2 separate regions of the Homo sapiens genome follow, and region 1 is linked to region 2. A link is an interaction called in ENCODE POLR2A ChIA-PET data of the cell type or tissue named here. Cell type or tissue: Panc1. All regions are shown on one strand. Links, peaks and the distances in the headings refer to the core of each region. The heading gives the core; the rest is flanking DNA.

What was found. Peaks named below come from ENCODE experiments on the same cell type or tissue, not always from the same donor. Only the 100,000 strongest peaks of a DNase experiment are listed, where the experiment ranks them.
Region 1: POLR2A ChIA-PET joins it to region 2 with 6 read pairs; 7 of 35 experiments call an interaction of 5 or more read pairs at or near these places.

Annotation. Positions count from the first base shown.
Region 1 is chr2:36,653,184-36,660,915 of GRCh38, reverse strand. It overlaps the pseudogene RACK1P2. Among named protein-coding and RNA genes, the nearest start is that of VIT, 40 kb to the left of the region's middle. RefSeq lists an enhancer at 636-930. In Panc1, for the core only: no CTCF peak of the experiment used is centred there; no DNase peak of the experiment used is centred there; H3K27ac peaks cover 2,784 bases.
Region 2 is chr2:36,363,988-36,371,719 of GRCh38, reverse strand. The region is part of intron 1 of CRIM1 (cysteine rich transmembrane BMP regulator 1); the gene reads right to left. It overlaps LOC124907753 (a long non-coding RNA gene), which reads right to left and starts at 1,502. Exons shown (of 2, transcript XR_007086281.1): 1 at 1-1,502. RefSeq lists an enhancer at 2,893-3,546 and a silencer at 3,440-3,734. In Panc1, for the core only: no CTCF peak of the experiment used is centred there; no DNase peak of the experiment used is centred there; H3K4me3 peaks cover 2,383 bases; H3K27ac peaks cover 4,000 bases.

The DNA of each region.
Region 1 (7,732 bases), core at 2,384-6,383, 290 kb before region 2:
CAACAGATGGATGGATAAATGAAATGTGGTCTATACATACAATGGAATATTATTCAGCTTTAAAAAAGGAGCAAATCCTGCCATGTGCTACAACGTGGATGAACCTTGAGGATGTTTTGCTAAGTGACATAAGCCAGTCACAAAAAGACAAACGCTGCATGATTCCATTTATATGAGGAATCTAAAGTAGTCAAACTCTTAGAAAGTAGAATAGTGGTTAGCAGGGGTTAGGGGGAGGGGAAAAAGAAAAGTTACTGTTTAATGGCTATAGAGTTTCAGATATGCAATACGAAAATTTCTGGAGATTCTTTGCACAACAATGTGCACCGTATAATACACTGAAAAATGGTTAAGGTGGTTTAAAAAAGATATTTTAAAAACAACAACAACACCCCATAGCTTTGATTGAAAAATATTCCTGTCATACTTTAGGTAAACAAGCCTTAAAGAAATGAGATGCAGACTGGTGTCTACTCGAGGTACATGTTTCAGAAGCTTTTGTGGAACATCAATGTACTTGCTCATGAAGGCTTTTCTATTCCCTTGTTACCACATGAATGATTTGGGGGAAAATAAGATCCTTGAAGTTGAGTATATTTATATAATTAATTGAAGAAAAGGGTACTGGAAACCATAACCACAGGAGGAATGTACAAGACAGTTATTTTCTAGCTCTTTCTGATTAAATAAAGCTATTTTTGTACTTCTGATCTTTGCATGAAACAAAAAAACCCTGAAGTCATGGTGACTCATAAATAACCTTGATGAAGCATTCAGTCCATGACCTAGCAGGTTGCAGATTGTCAATAGATGTGATTGAGTGCAAAGACCTCTTGACAACAGGAGTGCTGGTGCTAAAGGCCATCTCCTACAGAACAAATGTTACCTCACCAGAGGAACAACTGCCTGAAAATCCTGGTGTGGGCACCAGAACTTGATGAGCAAAGCTGAGGCTTTAGCAAGACATCATACCTTTCCCAAAATGGTCATGAACTTAGTTAAGCTGGAGAGCTCTGTAGACATGTGATTCTGTTGATGAATGGCAGGCTTTCCAGCCAAGAATATTATTGGCTCTTAGTTGTCCTAAATTCAGCTTTCTGACTTGACCTTACTTGAAAATAGAATGGGTCAGTCATATGCTCACAGTCGCCATTTATTGTTATGGAATTTGTGAATTAGTTCTTACCTCTGTTGAGGCATACTTTTGGGTTTGTCCTAGGCAGTCTTTGACCTTGGGCCATATGCTGTCTGCCCTACCCTTGCCATAGGCCCCAGGATCTAATTTCAGAATAAAAGTTGGAAAGCTGCCGCCATTCTGCAACTTCCTAAATAGGCCCAGATAATAATACTGTAATAGCTAAACTAAAAAGTATTATTTTTCTCATTAGTCTCTAGTTTTCAATAAAGCAGATACTCTAAGTTTTCATATTATACATTTTCCATGGGACTAAATACAATTATTTAGATTTACAATTATTTAAAAATAGAATATAAATAATTTTTTCCCTGAATCTAATCTTTTCTTCTTTTTTCCCCTCTCTCCCTCCCTCCCTCCCTTTCTGTCCTCCCCTCCTCCCCATTGCATCTCTATACCAGCTGAGCTAATTTGAAATAGAAGCCATGAATTTGGACTCTGCAGTTAGACAATACCAGCGCAGTTCTCACTAGCTGTGTAACTTTGGGAAACTCTTACTCCCTCAATGTATCTGTTTCTCCTCTTATAAGAGAAAGATGGTAATATTACATCTCTTAGAGTTGCTATGATGATCACGTGAGATGCTTTGTGCCTGGCTATAGTAAACACTCGACAAATGTTAGCTAATCTATATTATTAACATGTTGTCATAATCACATGAGCAACGTCGAGAACATTGACTTGGAGAAAGAAAAAAAAGCTCATACGAGCAACCAAATTGCCACAGATGATGGCTACAGGGGTTTAAAAACTTTGCAAATTAAAGACACAGGAAAAAAAGTGAGAAGTAGGAAAAATATATTTTTAGTCAATGAAAGAAGAATAAAAATGTTGCGTTAAATGAATAAAAATTAGTTCCGGTCATACACCACAACAAGGAAATTTTCCTGTGAGTAGCATTTATATTGGTGAAACTGGTTTAGGAGATGACCTTTCTTTGAATTGTACAGGACGTCAGAAAAAATTTTAAGCTTAAAGATCACCTGATCCAACTCAGTCATTTCACAGGTGAAGAGATAGGTTTCAGGAGATTAAGCAACTTGCCTAAGGTTACACGTCTGGTGGCAGAGCTCAATCAGAACAGTAGATCTCCTGATTGGAGCCCAGGGGGTCATTCTACAGGAGCACACAGCTTTTGAAATGTGACAAGATCAAAAAGCCCAGAGAACTTTCATGCAGGAATGAGAACAATTTTGCATTCACATCAGAGGTCATTTTTCATACCTGGAATTCAAAGCATCTGAAAACAGATATCATTATTCCTGTTGAACAAATGGAAAAATCTGGAAAAAGATAAGCTCTAAGCTGACTGGCTTTGTTGTCCAACTTCAGGCTCCATAAATACACTCATCATGCCCATGCAAGCTGGTATGTCAACCTGCTGCAGGTGCCTGCTCTGATTCTGGCACACTTCATAGGTTGCTTTCCATTGCCTACTTCTGTATTTCTTGGTCATTGTCAGTTCCTTGTCAAATATAGATCTTACAAAGGACAAGTATTCTTTTTTATTTCATTGTATATGCTGGGCACCATTCAAGAAGTTCAGGATTCACTTCATTCAAGATGTGAACTTCTTGAACAGTGCCCAGCATATACATGACTATCAGTGAGTATTTCTTGAATGAATGAACAAAAAATTAGCACTCTGCATTTCTTTATCTATCCCTTCAGATTGGCAGATGAATTTGAGGTCATGTGTCTAGGCTCTGGTTTTGAGGCCATGTGTCTAGGCTCTGGTTTTGAGACCTCTACTATATGATGGCCAGTTGTATGCTCTGTGACTCTGGGCAAAACTAACCTGACCTTGAACCACACCCTGAATTCCAGAGCACAATCTGCTGAGCACAGGACTGACAGGAAGGGGAATAAGACAGGGTATATCCCAGAGAATTGGACGCAGAGGTATAAAATGGAATTCTTCATACCCTGCACATTGTGAGGACCCTGTTGAGCTTCACTAGTGAAGTCAATGAAGTAGCCTCTCTGGGAGAAGGAATAGAACCAAACACCCATATGCATAAATGCAGCGAATCCAAATAGGGCCTCCCTCCAGTGGGCCCATTAAACCAGCATTACCAAGGCTAACTCATCCTTCAGACAGGGTGTATGGGGCTTCTTTTAGCCTCAAGTCGCACTTGATGTTCATTTGATGCATACTTTACCAGTATACAGATAGTCTCTAATTTATAATGGTTCAACTTTACAATGGTATGAAAGTGATACACATTCAATAATCATATTTCATACCACCATTCTGCTTTTTCCTTTCAGCATGCTATTTAATAAGTGACATAAGAAACACAACATTTTATTATAAAATAGGCTTTGTGTTAGATGATTTTGCCCAGCCATAAGCTAAAGTAAGTTTTCTGAGCATGTTAGAGGTGAGCTAGGCTAAGCTATGATGTCCAGTAGGTTAGGTATATTAAAGGCATTTTTGACTTACAATATTTTCCGCTTATGGGTTTACTAAGACATAACTCCACCGTAAGTCAAGGAGCATCTGTATACAGACTGCTTACTTGCTCTTGTCACAAAGAGTGGAATAGCAAAATAGCTTTAGGCTTTTGCTTTGTTTCCTTTAGCAAAACAGCTTCAGTTTCCCTCGTGAAGCAGTTCCCTAGTCCATACCCTATGTGAGTGATCAAAAAAATTCTCCGCAAAGGGTGTCTTCTGCAAAACTGCAGACCTTCTGACTCCCAAGTGTCGTCCACAGCATTTTATAGACAACATGACCCTGAGGGTTCACACCCACTCAACTCATACGGTCATCCTCCCAGATGGCACATTTGGGTCATGAGACCCACCACTTCTGAGATTTCACACTACTTTGGCAGTCAAGCCAAAGACATGCTAAATGTGATCTTCTCCTCTAATGTATGCTACAGGGAGATCATCAAGTTATAGTGTGTCCTGGGTGTTGGCAAATACACTGCTCATGAGGAAAGCTCCTCAGAATGGGTATTGTGTTTTCATTTTTCACCCAGCAAGAGCAACTTCATCATTATTAACTACAGCTGAAATTGGCTTATCAAGACCTAGAAGCTGACCATCTACTAACTGAGAAAACCTCATTGATCACACAGCTGACTGATGGTAACATACAGCTTCTGGAGATAAGGATAGACAGGACATTCAATGGTCTTCAGCATGGACAAGTACTTTCATGCCGTGGGGATGTTTTCAATGCTTCTTTTGAATGCCTCTGCTCTAACCCTAGTTGCTCCTATCTTTATGGATCATGTGGTCAATAGTGAGATATGGAATTTTAAAGGAAAGATTATGATAGGTAAGTTGAAAGGAGAAAACAAACAGCATCTGCGACACAAGCTAGTTGTGAACATACCTGACCAGGTTTTCTGTTGGCCAGACTCTGCTTGTGGCTACACAGGAAACCTGCAACACCTGATGGGCAGACCCATCAAACCCCTTCTTGTCAAACCCTTGAAAATAAAGGCCTTAATTTATGATGCATAGAAAATATCATTATCAGGGTGGAAGAAGCCTTCTCCTGTAAGCAATCCTGGGCCCTATACACCCTTACAGACATTTGGAATTGACAGGGATGGTTACTATAGCACCTATTGATTGAAGAAAACTATCTTGTGGCTTTAGAGTGTTGGAACAATATTTGTAAGGGACACCGTCATTATCAGGAAGGGAAGTAGATGGAGCTTTTGTGGCTTTGGTGGGGTTTCATCCAGCTCTATACCTGTTTCCCTGGTGAACCATTCTGCCTTACATTTGTTCCTGCACTTGCTGGGAAGGCAAAGTGTGTGGGTTATCGATGGGTCTTTAATAGACAAAGAAGACCAACATGATGCTTCCTTCTTCTGCCTGGCTCCCACTAAAGTGCCAAAAATTTAGATAATTCCCCAAGTCACCAGGCTATAGGCTTCTGACAGGAAGTCTCAAGAAATGTTTTGCAAATAGCTTTCCTCAGAGGAAACGTCAGCTGAGTCAGGAGCATTGTTCCACTAGTGGACCAGAGGGTTGACGGACTTAATTAGGGTGAATAGTTGAAGCGGGACCAAGATGGTTTTTTCCTTGGGGACCAATGTACTCTGTTAAAAGACAAAAAAAGAAATGCTTATGCAATGACTTTCTTCCTAAAAATTCAGAACACTTCAAAAATTCCCATTAATTGTATTCTCACCACAACTCTGAAGGTTAGTTCACTTATGACGCCAATGTCTTTAGGGCAGTTACATGTACATGCATAACTTCTCTTACAGCAACACATAGTCATTAGAAACACTGAAAAGTTATTGAGTACCATCACAAAATATTTTCTTTTCTTTTTCTTTCTTTCTTTCTTTTTTTTTTTTTTTTTTTTGAGATGGAGTCTCGCTCTGTCACTGGCTGGAGTGGAGTGCATTGGTGAGATCTTGGCTCACTGCAACCTCTGCCTCCTGGGTTCAAGCGATTCTCCTGCCTCAGTCTCCCGAGTAGCTGGGACTACAGGCGCCCACCACCATGGCTGGCTAATTTTTTTTTGTATTTTTAGTAGAGACGGGGTTTCACCATGTTGGCCAGGCTGGACTCGAACTCCTGACCTCAGATGATCCACCCACCTTGGCGTCCCAAAGTGCTGGGATTACAGGCATGAGTCACCATGCGCGGCCACCAGATATTTTCAAGGGCTGCAAACTGTGCTTGGAGAGGAGACTATTTAGAGATACTTTATGGACGTAAAAAATGAACAGCCAACTGTGTCCTCCTACAACTTACATTTTTTTCAATTTCAGCCTTTGAGCACTGGATCTTTCCACTTGCTTTGTCTTGTGTGGAGAGATTTGATTTTAAAATCTTTTATTATATGAGTTTGCATCTTTCCATCACTTCTATTTTATGAAAGTAGACGCTATGTTATTTCATACATAGATATTTATAACTGCCATATATTCATTGTGAATTGGAGTCTTAAACATTATGAAGAAGCATTACCCAATAGAGCTTTCTGGGATAATGGAAGTTTTCTCTGCACCACTTAATTTAATTAAATAAAATTTAAAATGTAGTTTATCACATTAACCATGTTTGTAATGTTCAGGAGTCACAGGTGACTAGTGACTACTGAATTGAAAAGTACACTTATACAGTATCCTCTTTGTTTTGCTTAATGCTTTTTGGCTTGAATTCTACTTTGTCTGACATCAAAGCCTTGATCCTTGCTTTATTTTTGCTTACTTTTGACTGGCACAACTTTGCCTAACCTTTTATTTCTAACCTTTCTGGATCACTCAGTTTTAGGCAAGTCTTTTGTATAAAGCAAAATGTTGAAATCTGTTTTAATCTTCAGTTAGTTTAAGCCTATCTACATTTATTGATATATACTCTGTTTAATCTCATTTCTTTCATTATTAATACATACTATAAATACTGGTAATTTTCTCTCTCCTTAGAAAATGTCCAGTGGTTTTATACTATGAGCAAAACAAAATTGACTTGTGTCTTCTTTCTTCTCTCATCTCTCCCTGACTTTCCAACTTTAGTCAATAATATTATCTTTCATGGTGTTTATCTTTGTACTCTTACACTTCTACAATTCAGTTTGTCAGCATTAAATGATATCCTCTGACTCTGTCCTTCTGCTTATGATGCAACTTATGTTCTTATTCTGCTTACTCCATTCTCTTGCCTCTTTTTCCTCCAGCGTTTTATTATGAAGATTTCCAAACCTACAGCAAAGTTGAAAGAATTTACAGTGAACGCCTATATACCCACCACCTAGACAGTATCATTAACATGTTACTGTCCAGCACTTACTTTAGGTATAGTTATCCATATATCCAATCTTCTATCCATATGTTAATCTATCTCATTTTTTGTGTATTTCAAAGTAAATTTCTAACATTAGTACACTTTTACCCTCAAAGTTCAGGATGCATATCATTAACTAGAGTTTATTATTTGTTTAAAGTATTTTAATATAAAATTTACATACTGTAAAGTACCCAAACCTTACGTATACCTTTGCCAGTTTTGAAGAATGGATATGCCTGTGTAACCCAAACGTCTAACAAGATACAGCATTACCAGAAAGTACCCTCATGGCCCTTGCTGTTTAATTCCCATTTCCCCAGAGGTAAGCTTCTGATTTTTTCTACCATAAATTTTTACCTGCTTTAGAAATTCATAGAAATCAAGTCAAACATTGTATCATCTTTTTTGTGTAAGGCTGCTTTTACTCAGCAAAACTTAAATTTTTTTTTTTTTTTTTTAGAGACAGGCCCTTGCTGTGTTGTTCAGGCTGGAATGCAATGGTGTGACCATTGCTCACTGCAGCCTTGAACTCCCGGGCTCAAGTGATCCTCCTACTTCAGCTTGCCAAGGAGCTAAGCAGGTGCACAGCAACGTGCCTGGCTACTTTTTTTTTCAAAATTTTTTGTAGGGATGGGATCTTGCTATGTTGTCCGAGTTGGTGTTGAACTCCTGGCCTCAAGCAATCTTCGTGCCTCAGCCTTCCAAAGCATGGGGATTACAGACCAGTGCCCAGCCTACCATAATGTTGAGATTCATCTATGTAGTTGCTTG
Region 2 (7,732 bases), core at 2,326-6,325:
AAACTGACAAGAAGAAAAGTCCACACAAATAAAAATTATCTTTAAATATTTGCCAAAAAAATACAGCTGAAACTAATTCATCATGGAAACATTACAAAAAATTCTAAGACTGATCGGCATGAGCAAAGTTAACCAGTTTGAGCTTCCTCCTGCAATGCTATGGCTTCTCACTGGGATTCTCTTAACGGGGAGTGCCATTCGTTTCAGTTTCCACAATGCAGACCAAATGGTTCGATGAAAAAGTTTTTGTATAATATCTTGGATGACCTTGAGTCTAGATTTAGTCAACAAATGCTCATTGAGTTCTTCCTGTGTGCCAAGCGCTAGAATAACACACAATCCTGGCACTCAAATAGATCACAATGAGGCAGAGAGACAGAAATGTGAACTCTAACACAGTATGAAAAGTGCTATAACAGGGGAAGGAGAAAGTGCTATTTATGGTCACTGGGGGATGGGGGATGGGGGATGGCATTACTTTTTCCTGGGCAGGGCAGGAAGGCTTCACAAAGGAAAGAGCATAAACTGGCAGGGCTTGAGGGATGCCAACACATATTAAAGGACGTGAAGACAACTATGGGGGCGTCTGAAACCTGACACCACACCCATTTTCCAGTTGCTGGCCTTAGTTGCTGGCCAAGTCTTTGGTTGCACTAGATATTAAGAAGAATGTGTTGACCACATCTCCTAATTTTCTGAGCTCTCAAAGGGTCTTTGTCCAAGATACACTGGAAATAAAGTTGGAAAACCTAAAACTTCAGGAGCAAGATGGTCAGGTCTTTAATTTAGGGGTCTAATTTTCCCTTACCTGTGGGCTTTTAGTAATAACATGCAGACTGCTAAGGTCCTATGGGAAGTTAAATGCTTATTATACTAAGATTAGAAGTAGAGGGGGAATAACTATGCATATGAAATATGTCCCCTCTAAAGAAAAAAAGTTCACTGTTCCTTCTTAACTAGTGGTCATCCTTTATCCCTTCTCTCTCTTTTTAGCTCCTAATACCATCTACTTTTCCATTCTCTCAAGAAATATTATCACTCAAGCATTTCTGACTCAAGGGCATTCACTTACATATTCACACACAATTTTAAAAATATAATAACCTGGATTATTTTCAGTGCCAAACATAGCTGTAATTATGTATTTCTTTTGGACATGCTTTATGTTATTAAAGCATGTAAATACTTTATCTCCCTCAAGTTTTCCAGCCCTCAGTTGGCAGAAAGTCTTTTCTTTTTCCTTTCTCTTTCCAAAGCAACTAATACAATTTCCTGAATAGACAGTCAATAAACTTGGTTGCTGAGGGCTCACCTTTTCCCAGGGCAGTGTTTGAAAATAATTTCATCTACTGCCAACAAAAAACACCTCTGGCTTCTTTCATTTTACTTATTTACCTACAGAGGTCTTCCATTTCTCACTGTAAATTTCTGCTGCTTCTTTCTGCTGTCACATTTAAAGTTTCTGCGTAAGGTCAAAAACTGTTTAATGATGGCATACTATTTAAAAAAAAAAAAAAAAAGCTTTTGTCCCAATCACTAAGAAATAAGTCAGCAATATTCAGAAGCTCTACTTGCCCACTTATAGATATCCCAATTAACAGGCAGTTTAAAACCCAAAGCATCTTAATTAGAACTGTTTTTTCAAATGCAGTAAGTAAAACAATGTGCGACCTTTTATTAAGAAGTCATTTTCAGTTTGCTGATCTACAGAGTAGATACTACAGTCAACTTGCTTCAAGCTGGGGCGTTGTTTCCAGCACATCCATAATACAATGCACGGTATTCTTTGTCTGTGTTGTGCCCTCAGCAACTGAAAAAATACACATGCACGTGCACACCCTACATCCAATGGCACAAAGTTAACTACACATTCAAAGAAGGAATTAGCTTCCTGTCTCTCAAAGAGTATTCCCACTCAGGGGCCCAGTGGCTGATGCTACAGAAATAGTTCACTACCCTGAGTACATCTTTTTAGGCCAGCAAATCTACCACAATCTTGTACAGATCCTTGTTGTATAAACTTTTATCACTTTCCTCACATTTATCATCTTCTCGAATGTTCCTATATGGCAACATTTCTGACCTATATTACATATAACATTTCATATGTTCCTATATGGCAAAAAGTTCTGTAGAAATGTTTGCAGGTCAAAAGCTCCCCCTGCAAACATTTTTACAGAACTTTTTGTCGTTAATGCAGACACTGTTATTGGAAGGGATCCTCACAGAGGAATTGACTCTTGCACCACCTTCTGTCAATGGCTGGGTTGCCCAGTAGCTGGAAAGCTGTGTGCACTCATCCTTGCTGGAAAGAACATGGAGGCAAATGTTAAGACTGCTGGAAAGCATCTTTCCAATGGCTTTCAGGACACTTGAGATCCAGCAGGCACTGGGCTGTGGTAGGGATTCACCAGAGGAGGAGGGCCAAACCACAGCACACAGATGTGGGCAAGTGGGGTCTCTAACTCACCTTCTAACATAGACCCTTCACTACAGCAAACACACATGCACTCATGGGCTGCTTTGTAGAGAAATGCTGGGCCCTTGGCATGCAGATTCTCATTACTGCCGCAGAGGTTTAAAAGTTCTTAAGCTAATATGCACCAACCAACCTGGAAGAAAAGCAAATAAAGACCTATTTATACACCAGAAAAGAGTAAAGGAGACCCTAGATTGGGCAAAAGCTCAGGTTAGTAAATTAACACCACCCCATCCCAGAAATCTAGCCTGGAAGAGAGACGGTAAGATCTGGAACAGGATTTAACTTTTGATATTATCTTTTTAAAATGGAAAGAAAGAGCAAGCCATAGTACAACATAAAATGTTTATCCAGTTATTAGTAAACTTTTAACAATTTCACAGATTGGAGTGAAAAAAAATTTTCTGGAGCAAAAAGCAAAAAGTATTACAGAAAACTAAAAATTATCTAAGTTTACATACCTAGGAAATGGTGGCTTAGGTAACTGCGCTGAAAGTGAGAATCATGGAAGAGAGCTATGTAATAATTAGCCACTGAGTTTTCTCATATGACATACTCCCAAATGGAATATTTCACATTCAGCAGACTTATTAATGAATAAATGCCCAATGGGAATTAACTAGTACCTCATTCTGGAAGGCTGCTCTTGGCAAAAAATGTAATAACCACAAGGCAAACAAGCTGATTGCTAATATACACTGGAAGCCGTGCTGGGCATCATTTTCTTTCGAATAATGCCTATTACTTTAAGTTTTAGAGCCGCAGGTTCATACTACCTAACCTTGCTCAACGTCCTGCCGCTGGACAACATGCAAAGGAAGGGTGAAGTTTCTGGACAACTTTCCAAGCTTCGCAGTTGGCTTGTACTTGAAACATATTTAGTGAATATTTGCTGTCTCACATACAAGCAAAGAGCTTCCTGGTCAGTGGCTCAGCTGTACACAGAGGTGAGGGAGCTTGCGCAGTGTGCAGCATGTCCCTCTGCAGGAATCATCCTTTCATCCTCCCAACGTGAGGCACCAACATGCCACGTTTGGCCAGCGACCCCACACCCCCTTTCATGCACTATTACTGCTATGTTTCTTTAAATTCAGTCTGCTCCTTAAGGAAACTCCCTGGCAAGTGAAAACAGCAGCAAAGGTAAAAGAATGTGGAGAATTTGGCTGCTGCCTGCAGTATTAGGAAGAAGAGCAATTACTCAACTCTCTCCTAGTGTCAGAGGCAGAAATGAGCATGTGAATTTGGGCAAGTTTTGGCCTGTCTTCGCTCTAGCTTCTCCCTTTGCAGTCTCTGTCACCTACCTACCTCATAGTCTTAATAATTAATGAAGTACATAAGAAAATGGAGAAAGGGAAGGCAGCAAACACATAAGAGAGGTTTGAGTTCTACCCTGAATCCAGACTCAGCCACGGTGAATATGATTTAAAAGACTTCAGGCATTTAAAAGCTGTCACTAACTTCCCAATACTACGCTTTACTGTCTCCACTGCCGCTTGATAAACATAACCATGGAGGAACTCTTGATCTTTTCCTCTAAGCCCTTCTGTCTACAGCACCTGGCAGTCATGTAGACACTATCACTTTTTCCTTCCCTGGCTCTGCAAACACAAGGTAATATTCGACTCCTGTCTATCACTTCTAGGTCATAAAAGCATAGATCTTATGACCAGTAGAACCTTAAGATATCATCTGATTCAGTTCCCCTGTCTTGAGGTAGGTAACTATTTAATTCCCTTTTGACAAATTAAGGCAAAGTCATGCCAAGGGAAGTTGAAGGGTTTTATTTAAGTCACTGGGCTATTAAGAGATGAAGGGGGATTCAAAAGCCATGGCTGTTTTTTTCTCCTTTATCATGTTATCACATACAAGAATTCTGTAATATTCACCTTTCTGGGCAGCCTCAAACCCTTTCTGAAACAAGCTAGGATATACACAAATACAGTCACAGTCTTGATTAAAACACAGAAATTTATTTGGTCTTTCATTTTGATGTGATAGGTAGTGGTAATAAGTTTTCTTAAAATCTGCCTGAAATATAGGAACTCAGTGGTTCTGAAAAGCACACAGTATACCCATTCTGTCTCCAACTGTTTAAAAATCCTTCTACTTTGACTTCCACAGACAAAACTGTCTAAAATCCATCCCTTTTCCTCACTCAGACTGTAAAAGCCCATACTTTTCAAAAAAAGCAAAGCTCCCAAATATGGGAAGTGAGAAAAGGTTTTCGAGATCTGCATTTGATAACATGATGGAATATTCTGTCTCTACAGACTTATAAACACACACACAGAAAGGTCCAAGCCTATGCATCCCACACTCCTCACACCATAAGGCCTGAAGTGGTCCAACTACTTCATAAAGTCTAGTTCAGGTCAAACATCCTCAAGGTAGCTTTGCCTTATTTTGGCAGGTCTTTCGCAGTCTTAAAAAGAAGTATCACAATTCTCCAACAAAAGATGCCTTTTGTTTAATCACAGCTGTGAAACGTTTTGCTGTGGCCTTTGGATAAGAAGCTAAATAAGTTACCTCTTGTAGACTGGGACTCTGCAGTCTCAGGTTTCATTCTGCCCTGCCAGAAATTCCTTTCTGTTTTGAATCTGAGATGTTTGTTTATGGTTTTTGTTTTGAAATGCTAAATAAGACAGGCATAGTTTCCAGTTACAGCCTATGGACCACCATCTACTCCCTCTCCTTTTTTTTTTAATCTTTCCATAGGCAAGGTAGCTGGTTGCTAAAATTTCCAAATAGCAAACTGTTCAAATTCTCTTCTCAGGAACTTGAAATACAAAATGGTAACACCCTACAATATAATTAACACTTATTTTTTTTTCTTAAATATTCAGAAGACAAATGTTCTCAGGATAGTCTGAATTAGGGTGTTATTTTGACATCTTTCTGATTTTGTTTGTAGGTTACATGTCCGAATACCAGCACTCTTGATAGAAGTGCTACAAATGAGAGGTACTAAAGTAGTTTCTGGAAGAAAATCCAATTTCTACTATGCGATAATACGGTTTGATCATCAGGAAGGAAAAAAAAAGTTGTAAACCACTGATTCCAAGGATTTTTCTCTTCATCAAGTTCTTTCTCCTTGTTCTACAATAGCCAATTTAAAGCATCTGCCTTATGAATTATCAGCCAATATTTACTGGATAAAAATGATACTTATTTTCAGGTACAAAGGAAAGAGTCACAGTTAAGCAAATGTAGTTCTGGGCTGGGCGCGGTGGCTCACGCCTGTAATCCCAGCACTTTGGGAGGCCAAGGTGGGCAGATCACGAGGTCGAGAGACCATCCTGGCCAACATGGTGAAACGTGGTCTCCACTAAAAATACACAAAGTAGTTGGGCGTGGTGGCACATGCCTGTAATCCCAGCTACTCAGGAGGCTGAGGCAGGAGAATCGCTTGAACCAGGGAGTCAGAGGTTGCAGTGAGCTGAGATCATGCCACTGCACTTCAGCCTGGCAACAGAGTGAGACTCTGTCTCAAAAAAAAAAAAAAAACACAAACATAGTTCATAGTTCTGTTCTCCTAAAATGGGACCATACCCACACTAAGAACTAAACAGCTAGTAACATTAGATATTTTGATTCTAGGTGTTCTTCCTACCCCGCACTATATCACAAAGACTCCCTAGAGACAGTGCAAACCCATGGCCAACCTCGACTATTAGTCCACATCAAAGATGGCTAGAATGACTGGGAGAGAGAAAAGCAACACAGATGGCCTCTGGCCCTCACACCCTCTCCTGCTCATTCCCAAGCCCGCAGTGGTCTCTGAATCGGCTAGGCTTGCCGCTGCTTCCTTCTGTAACCTCAGTGAGATATATCAACCTGGCCTGGCTATATCCTTGGGGTCTCCAACGTCTCCAGTGATGTCCAGAAATCCTCAAAAAGTTCTAACAATAAAAGGAAATTTAATTCACTGTCATAAAACCATATGCCATTAATATTAAAAGGCCATTTTTAAATAAATATTAATTTGAAATAGCTCTTTGGATGTAGGGGCTCAAACCACAAAATCAAGCAAGTGTTCACATTCTGCTGAAATGCCAAAGGCGCTGGGAACTGTAGTTGCACTGGATCAAACCAACGCATGTTTCCTTGGTGCATAGACCCTGTATTCCCAGCCCCCTGTTCTCGGTACTTCACGGTTCTTTTCTCTTTGACAAACATCTGACATTTGAATTCCCCCTCGAAACTCCCACCCCTTTGAAGAGATTTAGTTAAGTTTGGAGGAAATGTGTGCCCACAAGGTAAATTTTTAAACTTACAGAGAAAGCTAACAAAGAGGAAAATGGGAAAGGATAGAAAATAGAATGGAAATTAAAATTAATATTATTTTAAAAAATCTATTTGGTACCAGAAACTAGCATATACACATACATACTATACACACACACACACAATCTTATATATACATCTATGTAATCATATATATAAATCTCTAATCCTCACTACAATATTTACTTAATAGAAAGCTATTAATATTCCAGTTTCACAGATGAGGGAACTGAAGCTCAGAGAAACTAAACAAGCTGATCTCACGATTAAAAAAATAACAGATTTAAGATTTCAATGCAGGTTTGTCTAGCCCCAAGCCCTATTTTCTTTTTCCTAAAACATCCTGCACAAGAAGTGCAGGAAAAAAGGAGGGAGGAGAGGAGACCCTCAGGTCTTTCTTGTTGCTGCATCCTCCACTAAACTTTTCCTGGTGGTCAGATTTGGGTTAGACTCCCTCTTACTTGCTCCTGACATGCTTGGCATTTCCGTTATCTCATGGCTTACTGAACTGATTGTAATGAATTGTCTGCTTTTCCAGTTTACCATCAGATCATGGCCTGTGTGAAAACAAGGACCATATCTTATTTATTTTGGCTGAAAAATAATGACTATAATAGCAGGTAACATTTATCAGGTCTTTTAATATGCATACTCTGTGATACATGCTGTATACATAGGTACTAGCTTTGTGCTACTTAAAAGTGTGGTCCTGGCACCTGTGACACTGGCATCAGCCAGAAATTTGTTAGAAATGTAGAATCACAGGCATCACCCCAGACTAACTTAATCAGACTTGCAATTTTAAATACCTAGGTGATTTGTGTGCACACTAAAATTTCAGAAGCACAGTTTTATCTCACTTAACCCCCACAGCGAACCTAGGAGGTACCGACGACTAACAGAAAAACTGGCTTACACAAGTGATGTCACTACTGTAAAGCACAGAGACAAGACCCATAGGCGATGCTC